Linked DNA regions of Homo sapiens: region 1 is linked to region 2. Evidence: read pairs that join two places in POLR2A ChIA-PET (ENCODE). Cell type or tissue: GM12878. All regions are shown on one strand. Region 1 overlaps ANKS1A (ankyrin repeat and sterile alpha motif domain containing 1A). Region 2 has its middle 15 kb from the start of PPARD.

Evidence for each region. ChIA-PET counts read pairs that join two places held together with the same protein. Peaks named below come from ENCODE experiments on the same cell type or tissue, not always from the same donor. Only the 100,000 strongest peaks of a DNase experiment are listed, where the experiment ranks them.
Region 1: POLR2A ChIA-PET joins it to region 2 with 5 read pairs; 1 of 35 experiments calls an interaction of 5 or more read pairs at or near these places.

The regions. Positions count from the first base shown.
Region 1 is chr6:35,010,196-35,014,195 of GRCh38, forward strand. The region is part of intron 10 of ANKS1A (ankyrin repeat and sterile alpha motif domain containing 1A); the gene reads left to right. Among named protein-coding and RNA genes, the nearest start is that of ANKS1A, 120 kb to the left of the region's middle. In GM12878, no CTCF peak of the experiment used is centred here; a DNase peak (open chromatin) is centred at 1,633.
Region 2 is chr6:35,325,375-35,329,374 of GRCh38, forward strand. No RefSeq gene overlaps it. Among named protein-coding and RNA genes, the nearest start is that of PPARD, 15 kb to the right of the region's middle. RefSeq lists a silencer at 2,325-2,384. In GM12878, a CTCF peak has its summit at 2,274 (motif pointing left); a DNase peak (open chromatin) is centred at 2,264.

The DNA.
Region 1 (4,000 bases), 320 kb before region 2:
GAGTAGAGCTTATGTTTAGAGGCACAAGGGGAAAGAAACATAGGAAGATAACTGGGATAATGCAATATCTTAGGAGCTAAGGCTGAATGTGACAGAAAACCCTCAATAACTCTGGTTGAACAAGATAGAAGTAAAGAGTGCTGGGCTCAACAACAGTTCATGACCATTAAGGACCCAGTCCCTTTCTGCCATCTCATGGTTCAAGATGGCTATCCAAGTTCAAGGCATCAGCATGGGAAGGAAGAAAGGGGAGAATGGCACTTTAAAGATAGTTCCCAAAAGTTACACATGCCACTTTCACTTATAACCCACTGGCCAGAACTTGGTCATGTGTTTACACCTTGCTACAAAGGAGGTGGGAAATAATTGTCTTTATTCTAGGTGGCTGTGAACCTGTCTAAAAGTCCCATAACCAAGGAAGGAAGGGGAGAGTGAGTACTGGGGGCAATGGACAAACAGTATCCATTGATCTAGAAAGAGCTAGAAGGATGAAAACTAGAAAAAGGGTTAGGCAGTTAGAAGGCCATTGGTAAAGCCTAAATGGGGTCTAATTTCTAAGGTAGGAGAGAAGTGATGAAATTACCCCCCAATTTTTACATGGTGTTGAGAGTAGTCATTAAAAAAGTTTGATCTGTCTTCTCGGGAAATTGGTGTGATTGTCCTCCAAAAAGTGCAGGTGCTGTGGGTAAAGATGATGGCTTAAAGAGAGCAGAAGAGATGAGGAAATCGATCTTACATAGTTTTCAAGAGATGAATGAAAAGCTCACTGAGCCTGGTAATCAAGCTGGCATTTGAATTATTGCTCTAGCACTTACTGGATGGTGACTATTATTTAGGGAATCATTTAACTTCTTTAAGCCTCAGTTTCTACATGTAGAAGGGATACTAATTCTTACCTCATGGTTGTTGTGAATATTAAAAAGAAAATGCTTGGCATAGTGTCTGGCACAGAAGGAGTAGTACTCAATAAGTAGTAGCTGTTGGAAGCCAGCTGAGTTAGGTGAATTGGTAGAGGACTCAAGTCAGTTGTTTCTTGAGTATTTAAAAGGGCTCAACATTCCAGCAACTGGAGAAGAGAAAGCAAATGGCTATGAATACCCACTACAAGAACTGGCAGAAGATCAAGGGGAGCAAAGACAGCAAATATGCTATTAAATTAGGCATGGTTAGAAATCGTGGCTGGTTGGAAGCTGATCCAGGCAAAGCTGGTATATTGAAAACTAGGGAAGTTTGGGGGCCAGAGGTCAGAGGTCCAATGACAGGTAGAGAACAGACGCTTTAGGAGTTCAAGAAGAAGGGGGAGATGTAATGAGGTAATCAAGACCAAGTCAATGTGAAACAGTCCGAAGTCCCAAAGCTGGGCTATACCTATGGGCCCCAAGGTGAGTACAGATGGCTCCTAATCTGAAGATTCTCCACTGTGCTATTACATGTAATCCCAAACCAAACTTATAAGAATACTGGCCTTCCCTGGCATTTGAGTTTTATTCTGCCTCTTTAAAAGGGCTACTCAGAATAAATCAGTCTCCTTTGCAGAGTCAGGAGAAGGGAAACCAGCCTCTCTGTGCAGTGTTAGCATGATGAGCTAAGAGTTCAGAAATGACTGTAAATGAAAAATGGTGATAATGATAGCAGCTATCATTTACTGAATGCTTCCCACGGGCCAGCTGCCATGCTGATTTCCTTTATGTTGATTATGTCATTGTATATCTTGTGACAGATCTTCAGGGTAGGGGCTATTTTTGTCCCTGTTTCAGAGCTGAGGAAGAAAAGGTTAGGTATTGGAGCTGAGACTTAAACCCTAGTGTGACTGAATCCAAAGCCTGTACTTTTAACCATGAGGCTAAAACCATTTCATCAAAAGCCTTTCTGCTATTCATGTTCTTAACATCATAGAACTGGTAGGGACTATAGAGAGGTCCTTTAATCACAGATTCAAACTAGCCTAAATCCCAAAGCCCTGGAGAATGCATCCCAGGCATTCATTTTTTGAAAGAGACCTAGAGAGGAAAAGTCACGGGGCTGGAACTAAAACATGGGCTTCTTGAATCCCTGTCTAGCTCTTATTCTATTTCTCAGGTTGCCGTGGACCAAAATGAACTCTCAGTCTATTTGTCTTATCAAATTGCAGTCTTCAGCAAGTGTCTGAATAACTTGGTCAGGACCTTCCTTCCAGGAAGAGCCTGGTGACCCTCTGAAAGCAGCCATGTACTTGGGAGTTCTCCTGCACACCCATGGTTTTTGATGCTCACTATAGTGACTAGGCAGCTGGAGGATTCCAATCCTAATGATACGGAGAACACAAAACAATATGAGACACTGGGTCCCCCAGCCTTCTTCTCTGGGCCTGAGGGGAGATTTGAATTAGCAACTCCTCACATGAGCTGCATTCTTTAGCCTTAATTTAAGTGGGCAGAGGTGAATGAAAATGTGTAAATGTTGAAGTGTTATTATTCAAAAGCCCTTGAGATCCCATAGCTCATCGTAGTAATTAAAATGCAGCACAGAAGACCCCTTGCTTCAGTAGCTCACAGGGTATAAGGAAAATGAATGAGGATCACAAGTTGATGGGATTGGGAATTAGCATGCTGGTGTGCCATATTGAGTAGAACAGCTGGCCTCGATGTATGGGTAGCATAAGAAACAGGCCTCCCTCCCTGTGTGCCACTATCTCCTTGTTTCTCTCCTAGAAGGGCAGACTGTGGGGAGGGCAGAGCTCGGGGAACATGGGAAGTAGTGTAGGAGAAAGGCCTAAGGGTCTCTTCTGCAACTTCACTAGTCCCTGGGCGTGAGGTTTGTTGCCCAGGGTGGTCTCTAACTCCTGAGCTCAAGTGATCCTCCTCTCTCAGCCTCCCAAAGTGCTGGGATTACAGGCATGTACTGCCACACCTGGCCCTTCTCTGCCTTTTCTAATGTATTTTTACTTCTCTGTAAGCCTGACAAGGTCTTATTTCTCCTTCAGTGCTCAGCTCGAAAGCTACCTCTTCTGAGAAGCCTTCTGGTTCGAAGTAATCAGGCTTTCCTTTTTGTCTGCCAAGCATATGATTTATGCCTGTCTTAAAGCATCTATTGAGGCAGACTTGGTGTCTTTATTTTTTTTATTTTTTATTTTTTGGTGAGACAAGGTCTCGCTGTGTCTCCCAGGCTGGAGTGCAGTGGCATGATCACAGCTCACTGCAGCCTTGAATTCCTGGACTCAAATTATCCTCCCATCTCAACCTCCCAAGTAGCTGGGACAGCAGGTGTGCACCACCACACCCAGCTAATTTTTAAATTGTTTATAGAGATGAGGTCTCGCCATGTTGCCCAAGCTGATCTTGAACTCCTGAGCTCAAGCAATCCTCCCACCACAGGCTCCCAAAGCGTTGGGATTACAGGCGTGAGCCACCACACCCGGCCTCTTTATCCTCATATCCACCTGGGTGCCTCCTGAGGACAGACACTTCATACATTTGTCCATGGGATGAGTGGTTACAGTGACAGTTCTGGGGCCTGTCTCAGAGTTTCTCACTTCAGCCCTCTCACCATATTACCTTCTGTCCCTTCCTTCTGCTGTTCAGAGTTATAAGGATGGTGAAGGTAATGAATGCTTGTGAAGTGCTTTATATCTTACAGAGTACTTTCATGTACCTTATCTTTGATGATCCTTGTGACAGACCTGTGAGGAACGGAGAAGTAGTTGGTCTCATCTGTGAGCAAAGTGTGTTGTAACGGACCCTGTGTGGAGGATAATAACAATTTCAACATCTATTGAGAGCGTGGCATGTGCTAGACACGGTTCTTAATGCATTACACGTATAATTTAATTACCGCAACAATCCCCCAATTAAGATCCCAGAATTGCACAAAGAAGTGATTTGCTTAAAAACTGCTTCTTGATCAGTATATTCTATTGTTAGCACCTTGTCCCTAAGAGACCTTATATTATCCTTACTTTGCAGAAGGAAGAAACCATTGAGTAATTCTTTTCCCACCCATTGATCTGCCAAAAAAAACTCAT
Region 2 (4,000 bases):
TGACCTCAGGTGATGTGCCCGCCTCAGCCTCCCAAAGTGCTAGGATTACAGGTGTTGAGCCACCACGCCCGGCCTGATTCCACGTTGTAAATAATTTGTAAGTATTCAGTTTCTACATCTTTATCATCTGCTAAGAATTTTAAAATAATATTCTCTGTTCAGCTGTCAATGTTGAAACCCATATTTAGTATTACAAGCTTTTCCCTGGTTTTAGCTTTGCTTGGAGTTTTTTGACCCATGAATGTTATTTCTGTTTGTCAATAAGAAATGTAAGACTGGAATGTTAATAAATTTCAGTTTAGTTCTATAATGTCAAGAATTTAAAAATTTAAAAAATTACTGCAGGAAAAAGATAGCTATAAAAAGAAAAAAAAAAAAAGGCCCAGGGCTGGGCACGGTGCCTCACGCCTATAATCCCAGCACTTTGGGAAGCCAAGGTGGGTGGATCATGAGGTCAGGAGTTCAAGACCAGCCTGGCCAACAGGATGAAACCCCGTCTCTACTAAAAATACAAAAATTAGCTGGGCATGGTGGCACGTGCCTGTAGTCCCAGCTACTCGGGAGGCTGAGGCAGAAGAATTGCTTGAACCCAGGAGACAGAGGTTGCAGTGAGCCGAAATCACGCCACTGCACTCCAGCCTGGGTGACAGAGCAAGACTCTGTCTCAAAAAAAAAAAAAAAAAAAAAATTAGGCTGGGTAGGGCCAGGCGCGGTGGCTCATACCTGTAATCCCAGCACTTTGGGAGGCCAAAATGGGTGGATCACAAGGTCAGGAGTTCGAGACTAGCCTGGCCAACATGGTGAAACCCCGTCTCTACTAAAAATACAAAAATTAGCCAGGCATGGTGGCGTGTGCCTGTAGTCCCAGCTACTCAGGAGGCTGAGGCAGGAGAATCGCTTGAACCCGGGAGGCAGAGGCTGCAGTGAGCTGAGATCACGCCACTGCACTCCAGCCTGGGCAACAGAGTGAGACTCCGTCTCAAAAAAAAAAAAATTAGACTGGGCGTGGTGGTGTGCACCTGTATTCCCAATTACTCCGGAGGCTGAGGTGGGAGGATTGCTTGAGTCCAGGAGGCAGAGGTTGTAGTGAGCCATGATAGTGCCACTTCACTCCAGCTTGAGTGACAGAGTGAGACTCTGTTTCCAAAAAATAAAAAAATTTAAAAAATTGATTGGCTAAAAAATGCTTCATCTTAGATAAAGCTTGGAATTACTATCTTAAAAAATATTCAAGGGGCGGCCAGGCGCGGTTGGCTCACGCCTGCAATCCTAGCACTTTGGGAGGCCGAGGCGGGCGGATCACAAGGTCAGGAGATCGAGACCATCCTGGCTAACACGGTGAAACCCCGTCTCTACTAAAAATACAAAAAAATTAGCCGGGTGTGGTGGTGGGCGCCTATAGTCCCAGCTACTCGGGAGGCTGAGGCAGGAGAATGGGGTGAACCCAGGAGGCAGAGCTTGCAGTGAGCCAAGATCGCACCACTGCACTCCAGCCTGGGTGACAGAGTGAGACTCCGTCTCAAGAAAATAAATAAATAAAATAAAATAAAAAATATGCAAGGGACTGTATGGTTCTTATATATTCTCACAGGATTGGAAGGGCAATTTTGCTATGGAGAACCCACGAGTAGAAAGGTGGAGTGAGACCTGGTTATAGAGATTCTTGGAAGCTACGCAGAGTTTAGATTTGAGGTGGCAAGCCAACCTCTGAGCCTCAGTTTCCTCACTTGTAAATGGGGTCCATTCCAGGCTTTTAAATATTCTATGGTGGGACATAGGGATGGATCGACAGTGGAGGCATGATATAGTGATATAATGAAAGGAAGATCACTCTGACACCTGAATGCGAGCCATGATGGGACTGGCATGAGAAGCCATCAACCTTGGGGGACATTTCTAGGTGGAAGGAGAATGTATTTTCTAGTCTTTTAATTCCAGGGTGAGAAAATAACTCCTGTGTCCTTTCCATCACCCTGGACAAAGAAAAGTGTGTCCTGTCTCTGATGCCTTCACAGATACACATAAACCCTAGGGGCCATATGGAATGCACAGCATTTGTGGTCCCACGTCTTCTCTTTTTCTGTGGCTTGTATGTGAGGATGGATGGGGAAGTGGGGCTGGAGTACAAGAGGCGTGTTAGCAACTATTGCCAGGAGTCCACCTGGCCCAAGGGGTGCCTACTGAGTCGCCTCTCTAGTTCCTGCAGCAGAGGGGAAGGAGAGGGCGATGCCTGGCAGGCTGATTTCAGAAGACTGAGGAGGCCCCCACCTGCTGGCTAGAGGCTGAAATGGCTATGGAGAATCAAATTCAGAGGCAATCCAGCCTTCCCACTCTGCACTGTAAGTTGTTCAGGTACACAATAATCAGGCATCAGAGCAGGTTTTGGTAGCTGAAATCCCTGTCTGGTCTGGAACGGGCTGTAGATGCTTGGCAGGAATCAACTTTTCCCACTCTGAGCTGTCCCCCAGGGCAAATCTAGTCAAAATGAAGATTCAAGGAAGCTATTTTAGTCTAGGTTTGTGATTCAAGTAACGGAAACTGACTGATTTAAGCTGACTTAACTGACTTTCCAGAAAAGAAATTTATTAGTAGAATATAAGGGAGTACCTTAAATAATTGGGAGGTCGAGTGAGCTGTCTTGGAGGCTGTGTAGTCAGAAACAGTACCCAAATCAAGCCACACAACAGTTCTTGTGAACACACTCCAGCTGCCACCTGTGGGTACAGAAGCTGCTGCTTCCTTGGCTAATCTTACCAAATGCTGGATGCTGCTCTTACAACTGCTGCCCTGGCTGTCTCTGGAAATTGGGTGGAACTGCTGCTGCCACTCACCTGAATCAATTATGTGTGCTTCCTGGTTCATCTTTCCACCTTCCAATACATCTGATTGGTGTGCCTTGGTCATGTGACTGTGTCCTAGCTGCACAGGAGGCTGGAAGAAAATGCCTGTAGTTCCAGCTACTCTGGAGGCTGAGGTGGGAAGATTGCTGCTTCAGCCCAGGAAGCAGAGATTGCCGAGATCACTCCACTGCACTCCAACCCAGGCAACAGAGCAAGACCCTGTCTCAAAAAAAAAGAAAGAGAGAGAGAGAGAGAGAAAGAGGGAGAAGAAAGAAAGGAGGGAGGGAGAGAGAGAGGAAGGAAGGAAGGAAGGGAGGAAGGAAGGAAGGAAGGAAAGAAAATATATAGGGGAATGAAGTCAAATGTCAAACATCAGAAAAGCTCTTACATAGAAAATAATTTTGACTTAGTTTACCTCCAATGGGTAGAACTAAGATTATTGGGTAAGAGCATCAGAGGATATATGTTTTTTCTTAATATAAAGAAGATTTTTGTTGTTCTTAGAAAATAGCCAGGCAAGGTGGCTCACACCTGTAATCCCAGCACTTTGGGAGGCCAAGGCGAGTAAATCACCTGAGGTCAGGAGTTCCAGACAAGCATGGCCAACATGTTGAAACCTGTCTCTACTAAAAATACAAAAATTAGCCAGTGTGGTGGAGGGTGCCTGTAATCCCAGCTACTCGGGAGGCTGAGGCATGAGAATCGCTTGAACCTGGGAGGTGGAGGTTGCATTGTGCCTAGATCACGCCACTGCACTCCAGTCTGGGCGACACAGCTAGACTCCATCTCAAAAAAAAAAAGAAGAAGAAGAAGAAAATAAACAATGTTTCTATTATGGAAAAAAAGCATGCTCAGAAAAAAAACATAGAAAAACAATAACTTGCAGAACCACAATCCAAAGACAGTTACTGGTAACATTTTTGTGTGTTTCCTTTCAGTTTTTTTGTTTGTTTGTTTTTGTTTATTTTGGAGAGAGAGTCTTGCTCTGTTGTCCAGGCTGGAGTGAAGTGGCACGATCTTGGCTCACTGCAGCCTCCACCTCCTGGGATCACGCGATTCTCCTGCCTGAGCCTCCTGAGTAGCTGGGACTACAGGCGCCTGCCACTACGCCCGGCTAATTTTTTTTGTATTTTTAGTAGAGACGGGTTTCACCATGTTGA